Linked DNA regions of Homo sapiens: region 2 is linked to region 1. A link is a loop called in an ENCODE intact Hi-C map of the cell type or tissue named here. Cell type or tissue: OCI-LY7. All regions are shown on one strand. Each heading gives the region's core, and the rest is flanking DNA. Links, peaks and the distances in the headings are about the cores only. Region 1 has its middle 5.2 kb from the start of EIF3A. Region 2 has its middle 22 kb from the start of INPP5F.

The links. Hi-C counts contacts between places; a loop is a spot of excess contacts. Peaks named below come from ENCODE experiments on the same cell type or tissue, not always from the same donor. Only the 100,000 strongest peaks of a DNase experiment are listed, where the experiment ranks them.
Region 2: a loop joins it to region 1, with 3 times the contacts of the local background. A loop is called at or near these places in 1 of 110 quality-filtered maps.

The regions. Positions count from the first base shown.
Region 1 is chr10:119,083,296-119,088,671 of GRCh38, reverse strand. No RefSeq gene overlaps it. Among named protein-coding and RNA genes, the nearest start is that of EIF3A, 5.2 kb to the right of the region's middle. In OCI-LY7, for the core only: CTCF peaks have their summits at 3,010 and 3,213; DNase peaks (open chromatin) are centred at 971 and 3,161; H3K4me3 peaks cover 1,788 bases; H3K27ac peaks cover 3,169 bases.
Region 2 is chr10:119,701,230-119,706,605 of GRCh38, reverse strand. No RefSeq gene overlaps it. Among named protein-coding and RNA genes, the nearest start is that of INPP5F, 22 kb to the left of the region's middle. RefSeq lists enhancers at 1,649-1,928, 2,559-2,608, 2,619-2,668. In OCI-LY7, for the core only: no CTCF peak of the experiment used is centred there; DNase peaks (open chromatin) are centred at 1,935 and 2,495; H3K4me3 peaks cover 1,927 bases; H3K27ac peaks cover 812 bases.

The DNA of each region.
Region 1 (5,376 bases), core at 289-5,288:
TGTGAGCCACCGCGCCCAGCTGAGATGATTTCTTTATTGAGATGAAGTCTTGCTCTGTTGCCCAGGTTGGAGGGCAGTGGCGTAATCTTGGCTCACTGCAACCTCTGCCTCCTGGGTTCAAGCGATTCTCCTGCCTCAGCCTCCCAAGTGGCTGGGATTACAGGCATACACCACCACGCTCGGCTAATTTTTGTATTTTTAGTAGAGACAAGGTTTTGCCATGTTGGCCGGGCTGGTCTCAAACTCCTGACTTCAGGTGATCTTCCTACCTCGGCCTCCCAAAGTGCTAGGATTACAGGCATGAGCCACTGTGCCCAGCCCTAGAGATTCTTTCTTTTCTTTTTTTCTGAGACGGAGTCTTGCTCTGTCGCCAGGCTGGAGTGCAATGGCGCAACCTGGGCTTACTGCAAACTCCGCCTCCTGGGTTCAAGCGATTTTCCTTTCTCAGCCTCTGGAGCAGCTGGGATTACAGGCATGCGCCACCACGCCCAGCTAATTTTTGTATTTTTAGTAGAGACAGGGTTTCGCCATGTTGCCCAGGCTGGTCTCGAACTCCTGACCTCATGTGATCCGCCCACCTCAGCCTCCCAAAGTGCTGGGATTACAGGCATGAGCCACCGCGCCCGGACCTAGAGATGATTCCTAAAGCTATAAGCTAGAACCAACTAATGAGCATAGTTAGAGAAAGGATGAGGTCCAGGGGCTGAGCCCTGGGATATTTCAACCTCAGAGGTCACAGAGATGAGACAGCAGCAAAGAGTAGTTAGCAAAGCAAGGAGAACATCAGGAAAGGCTGAGTGGTGGCCAAGTGAAGGAAGTATTTCAAGGACATGAAGGGGTCACCCCTGCATGTGAGAGATGGAATCAAATGCATTGGTGTATAGGGGTTGGCTTGAGATAGGAGCCCCAGACTACAGAGTGGGAGGAGGGAGAGAAGGCAGAGCATCTGAGCACAGCTGCAGGTGTGAGTTGGGGGAGAGATGGCACGGTGCCAAAGTTCTCTTCTAGCTGCCCCACTGTTTTCAGTGCTATGGGAAAGCAGGACCTGGCTGAGAGTAAAGTAGAGCAAGGAGCATTAGAGGATTGGAGAGAGAGGAAAAAGTATGAAACAATCATCTGGGAGAATGGGATAGGGCCGAGAGAAGTTTAATAGGATGGCTGGGCAGCAACAACGTGCTTGTTGAGGCCTGTGGTCTTGAATTTAAGGTGAGACCTGTCAACGTGCTTATACATTCTTCTGTGGCCACATTAGGCTGCAGGCAAGGTGTAGGTGGAGGGTTGGATTTGACCAGGGTTGGGATTTGCTGAGTAGAATAAAAGGAGAAGTGAGGAAGAAAAGAACAAAACTGTAGAATCTGAGTGGGAAAAGGGGGAAATAGAGGCCATGGGAAATGAGGGGTAGTGAAAAGGAAGCAGAATTGATAAAGGGATTGTAGGTCCTGGTAAACAGAAGGGTCATTAGAGTTGGAGCACAATAGAGTTAACAATAGGAGGTGGTGGCTGAAAAGTGAATCTTGAAATTGAGATTTTGAGAACTAAGATTTTTTTTTTTTTTTTAGATTGAGTTTCGTTCTTGTCGCCCAGTCTGGGCAGTGGTGCGATCTTGGCTCACTGCAACCTCCACCTCCCGGGTTCAGGCGATTCTCCTGCCTCAGCCTCCTGAGTAGCCGGGACTACAGGTGCCTGCCACCATGCCTAGCTAATTTTTTTCTATTTTTAGTAGAGACGAGGTTTTGCCATGTTGGGCAGGCTGGTCTTGAATTCCTGACCTCATGTGATCTGCCTGCCTTGGCCTCCCAAAGTGCTGGGATTACAGGCGTGAGCCACCTCGCCCCGCCAGGAACTAAGATCTTTATTATTTTATTTTATTTTTGTTGAGATGGAGTCTTGCTCTGCCATCCAGGCTGGACTGCAGTGGTGTAACCTTGGCTCACTGCAACCTCTGCTTCCCAGGTTCAAGCAATTCTTCTGCTTCAGCCTCCGGGGTAGCTGGGAATTACAGGCATGTGCCACCATGCCCAGCAAATCTTTGTATTTTTAGTAGAGATGGGGTTTCACCATGTTGTTTGCATTTTTATTTTTGAGACAGTCTCGCTCTGTTGCCCAGGCTGGAGTGCAGTGGTGCGATCTTGGCTCACTGCAACCTCTGCCTCTCGGGTTCAAGCAATTCTCCTGCCTCAGCCTCTGGAGTAGCTGGGATTACAGGTGTGCACCCCACCATGCCTGGTTAATTTTTGTATTTTTAGTGGAGATGGGGTTTCACCATGTTGGCCAGGCTGGTCTCGAACTCCTGATTTCAAGTGATCCACCCGCCTTGGCCTCCCAAAGTGCTGGGATTACAGGTATGAGCCACTGTGCTCATACACAGTGGTATTTAGGTCTGCAAACTATGGCCTGTGGGCCAAATTTGGTCTACTGCCTGTTGTTTTTCAGCCTTGAGCTAAGAATAATCTTTGCATTTTAAAATATATGGCTGGGGGCGGTGGCTCACGCCTATAATCCCAGCACTTTGGGAGGCCAAGGCGGGTGGATTACCTGAGGTCAGAAGTTCAAGGCCAGCCTGACCAACATGGTGAAACCCCCATCTCTACTAAAAATACAAAAATTAGCTGGGCGTGGGGTGCATGCCTGTAGTCCTACCTACTCGGAAGGCTGAGGCAGGAGAATCAATTGAACCCAAGAGGCAGGGTTGGCAGTGAGCCAAGATCGTGCCACTGCACTCCAGCCTGGGCAACAGAGCAAGACTCTGTCTCAAAAAAAAAAAAAAAGATACACGCACACACACACACACACACACACACACACACACAGAGAGAGAGAGAGAGAGAGAGAGAGAGACTATTATCCCTTCAGCAAGCACAGTTGCTCAAAAAGTTGAAGACATTGCCTCTTGGCTCACAAAATCTAAAATATGTACCATCTGGCCTTTCACAGAAAAAGTTTGCTGACCTCTGGTCTAGACTCTAGGGTATGACCATGTGTGTGAGTGGCTGAGGTAAGGCAGAGGATCCAACTGTGAAGGTCAGGTCACAGGTGGTCACTGATGCCACCTCCAGGAGTCAGTGGCTCAAGGAAGGAATACAGCTGCCTGTGAGGGTTGCAGGGGTAGCAGAGTGCTCAAGAATGGGCGATGATGGAGTTAACGGTTGCATGAGCCAAGAGCACAAACAAAGGGGCAGTTCAGTCACCCCCTGGCTGTCAGGAAAAGCTTTGCAGAGGAAGCCTTTGAGCTGAGGCTTGAAGTACTGGCAGCAGATAGTGGGGTGAAGGTGGGTGGGATGGGGAGGAGGAAAGGGGTATTTAGGTATAGGAAAGCCAGTATCTTTTTTTTTTTTTTTTTTTTTTTGGAGACAGAGTCTTGCTCTGTCGCCAGGCTGGAGTGCAGTGGTGCAATGTCAACTCAGTGCAACCTCCGTCTCCCGGGTTCAAGTGATTCTCCTGCCTCAGCCTCCCAAGTGGCTGGTACTACAGGCGCCTGCCACCACCCCGGCTAATTTTTCTATTTTTTTAGTAGAGACAAGGTTACCATGTTGGCCAGGTTGGTCTCGAACTCCTGACCTCAGGTGATCCACCGCCTTGCCCTCTCAAAGTGTTAGGATTACAGGCGTGAGCCGCCACGCCCGGCTTACTGTGCCTGGTACATGAAATGCACTTGATAATGGTTTGTTGAAGGAATGTATTACTGTGAACCTTAGTTAACCTCTTTGAAATTCATTATGCTCATGGGGTACAAATACCTTCATTACGCAAACTTGTAAATAAAACTAGAAATGTGAAAACACTTTGTAAATTGTAAAACATGCTACGTGTTTTAAAGCTGTATGATACTATGTTGCAAATATGTATAATGTACTACCTCCCTTGTGCTCCTAACAATTGTCTTTCTGGGAATCATGTTTACTCCACTCAAGTCAGAAAAAAACCCTAAAACATCATATTAATGATCCAGTCATATGTAATACAAAAGTAAGTTGATTAGTTAGAAAAAACCCTGAGCCTGATTACTTCCTCTTACCATTTCCCAAAGTGGTTTCTATCATCTTCAGGTTGCCTGTTTTCTACTAAGTAAGCATTAATCGACAACAAATAATTACCCTTTTCTCCTGGCCCAGATTAAATCCTATCTTGTCGCTCGTTATGTATTCATTTATTTTCACCAGTAAATCATTAACTCCTGGAAAGCAGGCATCTTGATCTTTTTATCTTCCGCATCCAATGGCTGTTAGCTGGTACTGAATATTTGTTGGTAGATTTTTTTTAAAAATTTATTTTTATTTTTATTTTTTTGAGACAGCGTCTCACTCCGTGGCCCAGGCTGGAGTGCAGTGGCTCCATCTCGGCTCACTGCAACCTCCACCTCCTGGGTTCAAGCAATTCTCCTGCCTCAGCCTCCTGAGTAGCTGGGACTACAGGTGAGCACCACCACGCCCGGCTAGTTTTTTTTTTTTTGGTTTTTCATTTTTGCATTTTTAGTAGAGACAAAGTTTCACCAGGTTGACCAGGCTGGTCTCGAATTCCAGAACTCAGGCAATCCACCTGCCTTGGCCTCCCAAAGTGCTGGGATTACAGGCGGGAGCCACTGCGCCTGGCCACCTTCGTTGAATAGGTAAATTTATCCTGGAAATTGATGTTACACCTTTATTCATTCCCAAAATGCCACTAGACCGTACATAATTTTATTTAAATACACATATATGATCATTTGTTATATTACTAAATGCTTTATATACTTTAAATAATTTGAAAGGCAAAAGGATCAATATGTAGGGATATTGGATTTCATTTTATCTCCCAAGTTTCTTTCTTTCTTTTTTTTTTTATACAGAGTCTCGCTCTGTCGCCCAGGCTGCAGTGCAGTGGTGTGGTATCGGCTCACTGCAACCTCCACCTCTCGGGTTCAAGTGATTCTCCTGCCTCAGCCTCCCAAGTAGCTGGGACTACAGGGGCCTGCCACCACAATCGGCTAATTTTTGTATTTTCAGTAGAGACAGGGTTTCACCATATTGGCCAGGCTGGTCTCAAACTCCTGACCTTGTGATCCGCCTGCCTTGGCCTCCCAAAGTGCTGGGGTTACAGGCGTGAGCCACTGCGCCCCACCTATCTCCCAAGTTTCTAGTGTTTGTGTTGTTGTAGGCATACCAAATAATGAGTAATAACGAATGAGGCCATTTTACTATTTTTTTTTTTTTGAGATGGAGTCTCGCTCTGTTGCCCAGGCTGGAGTGCAGTGGCACAATCTTGGCTCATGCAACCTCCACCTCCAGGGTTCAAGTGATTCTCCTGCCTTGGCCTCCCAAGGAGCTGGGATTATGGGCACGTGCCACCATGCCCAGCTAATTTTTGTATTTTTAGTTTCACCATGTTGGCCAAGCTGGT
Region 2 (5,376 bases), core at 62-5,061, 620 kb before region 1:
CCCATGATTCAATTACCTCCCACTGGGCCCCTCCCACAACATGTGGGGATTATGGGAGCTACAGTTGAAGATGAGATTTGGGTGGGTACACAGTCCAAGATCAAGGTGTTGGTAGGGTTGATTTCTTCTGCAATCTTTCTCCTTCACTTACCATTGGCCTCTTCTTGCTGTGTCCTCACATGGTTATCTCCAGGTTTATGTGTTGTGTGTGTCCTAATCTTCTCTTCGTACAAGGACATCAGTCATATTGTATTAGGGCCCAACCTATTGACCTCCTTTTACCTCAGTCAGCTCTTTAAGAGCCCTGTCTTCAAACCCAGTCACAGTCTGAGGTACTTGGGGGTTTGGACTTCAACACGTAGATTTTAGGGAGGCACAATTCAGCCCATACCACCAGCCAAAGATCTTATCATCAGCTTACCTGCATCTCCCTCCTCCCCCCATCATTCCCTACCTTAGGGCCCATCCAAATTGCCCTACAAAATGTGGAGTCCCTTCTCTATGCACAATATGAAATATATGAAATAATATAGACATATAGAAACCAGATACTTGCAACAACCTATTCATGACTGATATACCCTTAAGGTTCTTGGACAAATGGGAGTACCTATTAAAAATGATTCTTTCAGGCCAGACACAGTGGCTCACACTTATAATCCCACCACTTTGGGAAGCCAAGGTGGGAGGATTGCTTGAGCTCAGGAGTTCGAGACCAGCCTGGGCAACAAAGCAAGACCTTGTATCTACTAAATTTAAAAAAAAAAAAAAAAAAATCAGCCAGGTGTAGTGGCAAATGCCTGTAGTACCAGCTACTCAGGAAGTTGAGGCTGGAGGGTCGCTTGAGATCAAGGCTACAGTAAGCTATGATCGTGCCACTGAGCTCCAGCCAGGGCGACAGAGCAAGACCCAGTCTCAGTCAATCAATCAATAAGATCCTTTCAGAGACATCTTGAAAATATTTTTTAACTGAGAAAGTGGAAAAAAAAAGTCAAGAAACTGACTTAGTTTCATTATTAGTCTAATCTAAAATAACAGGTTTGCTGTGTGCTAAAAATAATACTCAGACTCTCTGAATGAGTAAGCCCACTAAGAATAAACAGGGTTTTTTTAAATCATAAAAATGTCAATCATAATCAACACCTAATGTGGGAAAGTATCTTCCTCTTAAAAATATTAAGAAGGTGGCTGGGTGCAGTGGCTCACGCCTGTAGTCCCAGCACTTTGGGAGGCCAAGGTGGGTGGATCACAGGAGTTCGAGACCAGCCTGGCCAACATGGTGAAACCCTATCTCTACCAAAAACACAAAAATTAGCTGAGTGGGAGGCACCTTGTAATCCCAGCTGCTTGAGAGGCCGAGGCAGGAGAATCACTTGAGCCCAGGAGGCAGAGGTTGCAGTGAGCCAAGATTGCGCCATTGCACTCCAGCCTGGGCGACAGAGCAAGACTCCATCTCACAAAACAAAAACAAAAACAAAAAAAAATTAAGAAGGTGAGCAATGAGCAACAAAAACGTCTAAATTTTGCAGACAGAATAAGAGCCCAAAGGTTGTACACACTGAAAAACAAAACCGAATAGCTATTCATATTTTCCTTAAGGTTTGAGGACAAAGAAGCTCTAGAAGAAGGTTATACTGGAGCCAGAAAGGAAGCATACAAAAATATCCCTATCTATTTTTGTAAAGACAGGGTCTCACTCTGTTGCCCAGGCTGCTCTTGAACTCCGGGCCTCAAGTGATCCTTCTGCCTCAGCCTCCGAAAGTGCTGGAATTATAGACGTACCCCACCACCTGTGGCTGAGTTTCTCTTTCAACCGACAAATAGAACCTTTCTTGGAGTTAGAAAGTAGGAGATCAGGAGCTTCTCACTAATGATGGTGTAATTCAGCAATGGATCCCTTTTCGGGTCATCAGCTTAGTGTCAGTTCCTGGTTCTATCTGACTCATTGCAGTAGTGGGAGGTTTCGAAAACTTGAAGTCAGGAGGGTTTACATCAATTTCACATATTACAAACAACAACAACAACTCACAGCGCTAGGGAGGCATCCCATTCTACTCATCTTTACAACCTGACAAGAACAGGAATACATTCAACAGAAATATTCTTCTCTGCTACGAACAGATTGAAATAAATACCTGAGTTCCTGATAGAATGGAAAATAACAGCTTTCCATAGGTGCGGAATCACCAATGACATCAGAACAAAAATTATTGCTCGGTACCAAGGAGAAAATGTCTTGAGGACAAGATGTGAATAACAAGTTCAGAAGAAGGGAAGGTCAGTCAAAAAAAAAAAAAAAAAAAAAAAGCAGCCTCCTGGGCGACAGAGCAAGACTCAAAAAAAAAAAAAAAACGAAGATGAAGGATGATTATCATGCTACCTCTAAATTTCTACAGCAGGCTCCATAGAGCTCAAAATACTTTAAAGACGTATTTTTATTCTGAAGTAGCAGGAAGGAAATATCAGCAGCGTTTACAGATGTTGAAACTGAAGCATCACATCATTGGGGGATGCCCAGTTCTCCCTGCAGCATCTACTAGCTGTGCAGGATGGGGCCTACAGAGTGAGTTTCTGTCTTTCCTAGGAGCTTACCAACTCAGTCATCAGAAGGTTTCCCCAATCCAAATATATATTATTTTAATGTAAAAATAGAATATGTTGGCAGGGCGTGGTGGCTCACGTCTGTAATCCCAGCACTTTGGGAGGCCAGGGCAGGTGGATCACGAGGTCAGGAGATAGAGACCATCCTGGCTAACACAGTGAAACACCGTCTCTACTAAAAATATAAAAAATCAGCCAGGCATGGTGGCGGGCACCTGTAGTCCCAGCTACTGGGGAGGCTGAGGCAGGAGAATGGCGTGAACCCAACAGGCAGACCTTGCAGTGAGCCGAGATCGTGCCGCTGCACTCCAGCCTGGGCAGCAGTGCAAGACTCCGTCTCAAAAACAAAGAATATGTTAATAATTATATTAAAATTTCCATCAGAAACCTCAAGGCTATTGAGAACCAGGATTAATCTACTGATTACAATAAGAGAGGGGGCTGGGCACAGTGGCTCATGCCTGTAATTCCAGCACTTTGGGAGGCTAAGGTGGGAGGATTTCTTGAGCCCAGGAGTTTGAGACCAGCTTTGGCAACATAGTGAGACCCCATCTCTATAAAACATAAGTGAATTAATAAATAAAATAAGAGAGGGGACAAAGAGATGTGGTCATTTGGTCAGTGTATTGGTTTTCTAGGGCTGCTGTAACAAATGACCATAAAGTGGGTGGCAGTAAACAACAGAAGTGTATTTTCTCACAATTCTGGAGGCTAGAAATCCAAAATCAAGGTGTTGGCTGGGCCAGGCTCCCTCTGAAGGCGCCAAGGGAGAATCCTTCCTTGCCTTTTCCAGCTTCCGCAGGCTGCCTGCAATTCTTGGTGTTCCTTGGCTTGTAGATATATCACTCCAATTTCTGTCTCATTTGTCACACGGCACTCTCCCTGTGTGTCTGTATCAGTGTTCAAATTTTTCTCTTCTTATAAAGGTACCAGTCATTGAACTAGTGTTCCAGTAAAACCTCATCTTAACTTTTTTAGATCTACAAAGGATGTATGTCCAAATAAACTCACATTCATAGGTACCGGGGATTAGGACTTGAGCATATCTTTAAGGGGACATGATTCAGTCAGCAATAATCAGTTTGAAAACAAGATATTACTACCTAGTGGTAAATACACTCAAAACTACCAAAGGCCATGACTCTCCCCCCAAAAATGGAGATAGCATCATCTTTACTGTTGAAATAGCCCAGAATGTCTTTCTGAATAAGCTCTCTCTAGATGTTCTTCCCACCTCTAAGACTCATGATTATCTATGACTTAAAACTTACCGTCTCACAGACTCTCTCTCTATATGCAGCTTTTCCATTACAACATTTTCACATCCCCATCCTTGAAGCTGGTAACTGTGTTTTTTGTTGTTGTTTTGTTTTTTGTTTTTTTCCAGAGGAAACTTGTCCTGAAATGGAGTGTTTTGTTCTAAACAGTTCATGTATCCTTTAGAAGGAAAGGAGAGGGATGTTCACAGACAGAAAACATATAGTAAAAATAATTAACATATTTGAGCTTCCATTCTGCTTAAGACTGTGGTAGACACCATCAGTCTGTTTAATACACATGACCATTCCCATTTAGGGACATGGAAAATGAAGGGCAGAGCACAGAAGGAACTTGCCAAAGTCTCACGGACCCTAAGAGGGTAAAGGGTAAACTACAGATACAGGCATATGCACCCTACTTCTGACCCCAAGAGCAACACAACTAGGACAGGTGAAAGGAGTAGAGGATGGGATGAGAAAGGCCAGGGACAGAAGCTTCCTTCCTTTCTTTTGCACCAAGCAGCGGTTTGTTCAGGAGCTACCGTTTTCCGTTTGTGCAGTGCTGCCTCTGCACCTCAGCAAATTTCTGACCGACCAACAGAATCAGAATAAGCCACTCATACAACACCCCACAACAGGGACCCATTGTCATGGAAGTCAGGTGGCTGAGAGCTAAGCATTATTCCCCTGATCTGTCCCGGGCGTTGTTTGGAGGTTGGATGAAATCATGAAATGTAAGCATTCTTTCTGAGTCTGGAAGCAATCCAACGAAATTGAATGATTCATTCCTGACCCCAATTACCTCCTTTTACCCCACAATATTCTTTCTCTACCTTCTCCTACAAAAGCATTTGTTCACTCAATAACTGCTATGTGCTAGTTTTAACAATCTGACAGCTCAAAGAGATAGACATCAGCTCTCTTTTTTTTTTCCTTTTCTTTTCTTTTTTTTTTTTTTTTTGAGATGAAGTCTAGCTCTGTCGCCCAGGCTGGAGTGCAGTGGCTCGATCTTGGCTCACTGCAACCTCCACCTCCCAGGTTCAAGTGATTCTTCTGCCTTAGCCTCCTGAGTAGCTGGGATTACAGGCATGTGCCACCACACCTGGCTAATTTTTTGTATTTTTAGTAGAGACGGGGTTTCACCATGTTGACCAGGCTGGTCTCAAACTCCTGACCTCGTGATCCACCCGCCTCAGCCTCCCAAAGTGCTGGGATTACAGGCGTGAGCCATCGCGCCCGGCTTTTCTTTTTCTTTAGAATTGAGAAACCATAGAGAGACACGTCAAAATAACTCCTGAAGATTGCCTCTTTATGCAAGAGAAATACAAATAACCAGATTTCTTCTTTCTCTTTGGGCTTAAAAATGAAATCTCATGTGATTTATCTTTGTAATTCCAAGAAAATATTTAATGTTTTATTTTCTCCTTTTTACCATATTTTACTTTACTATCTCACTTTCTGCTGTTCTGAATTATTTTTATCACCTTCTTTGTTCTTAGAATTGTCCTTTGCCCCC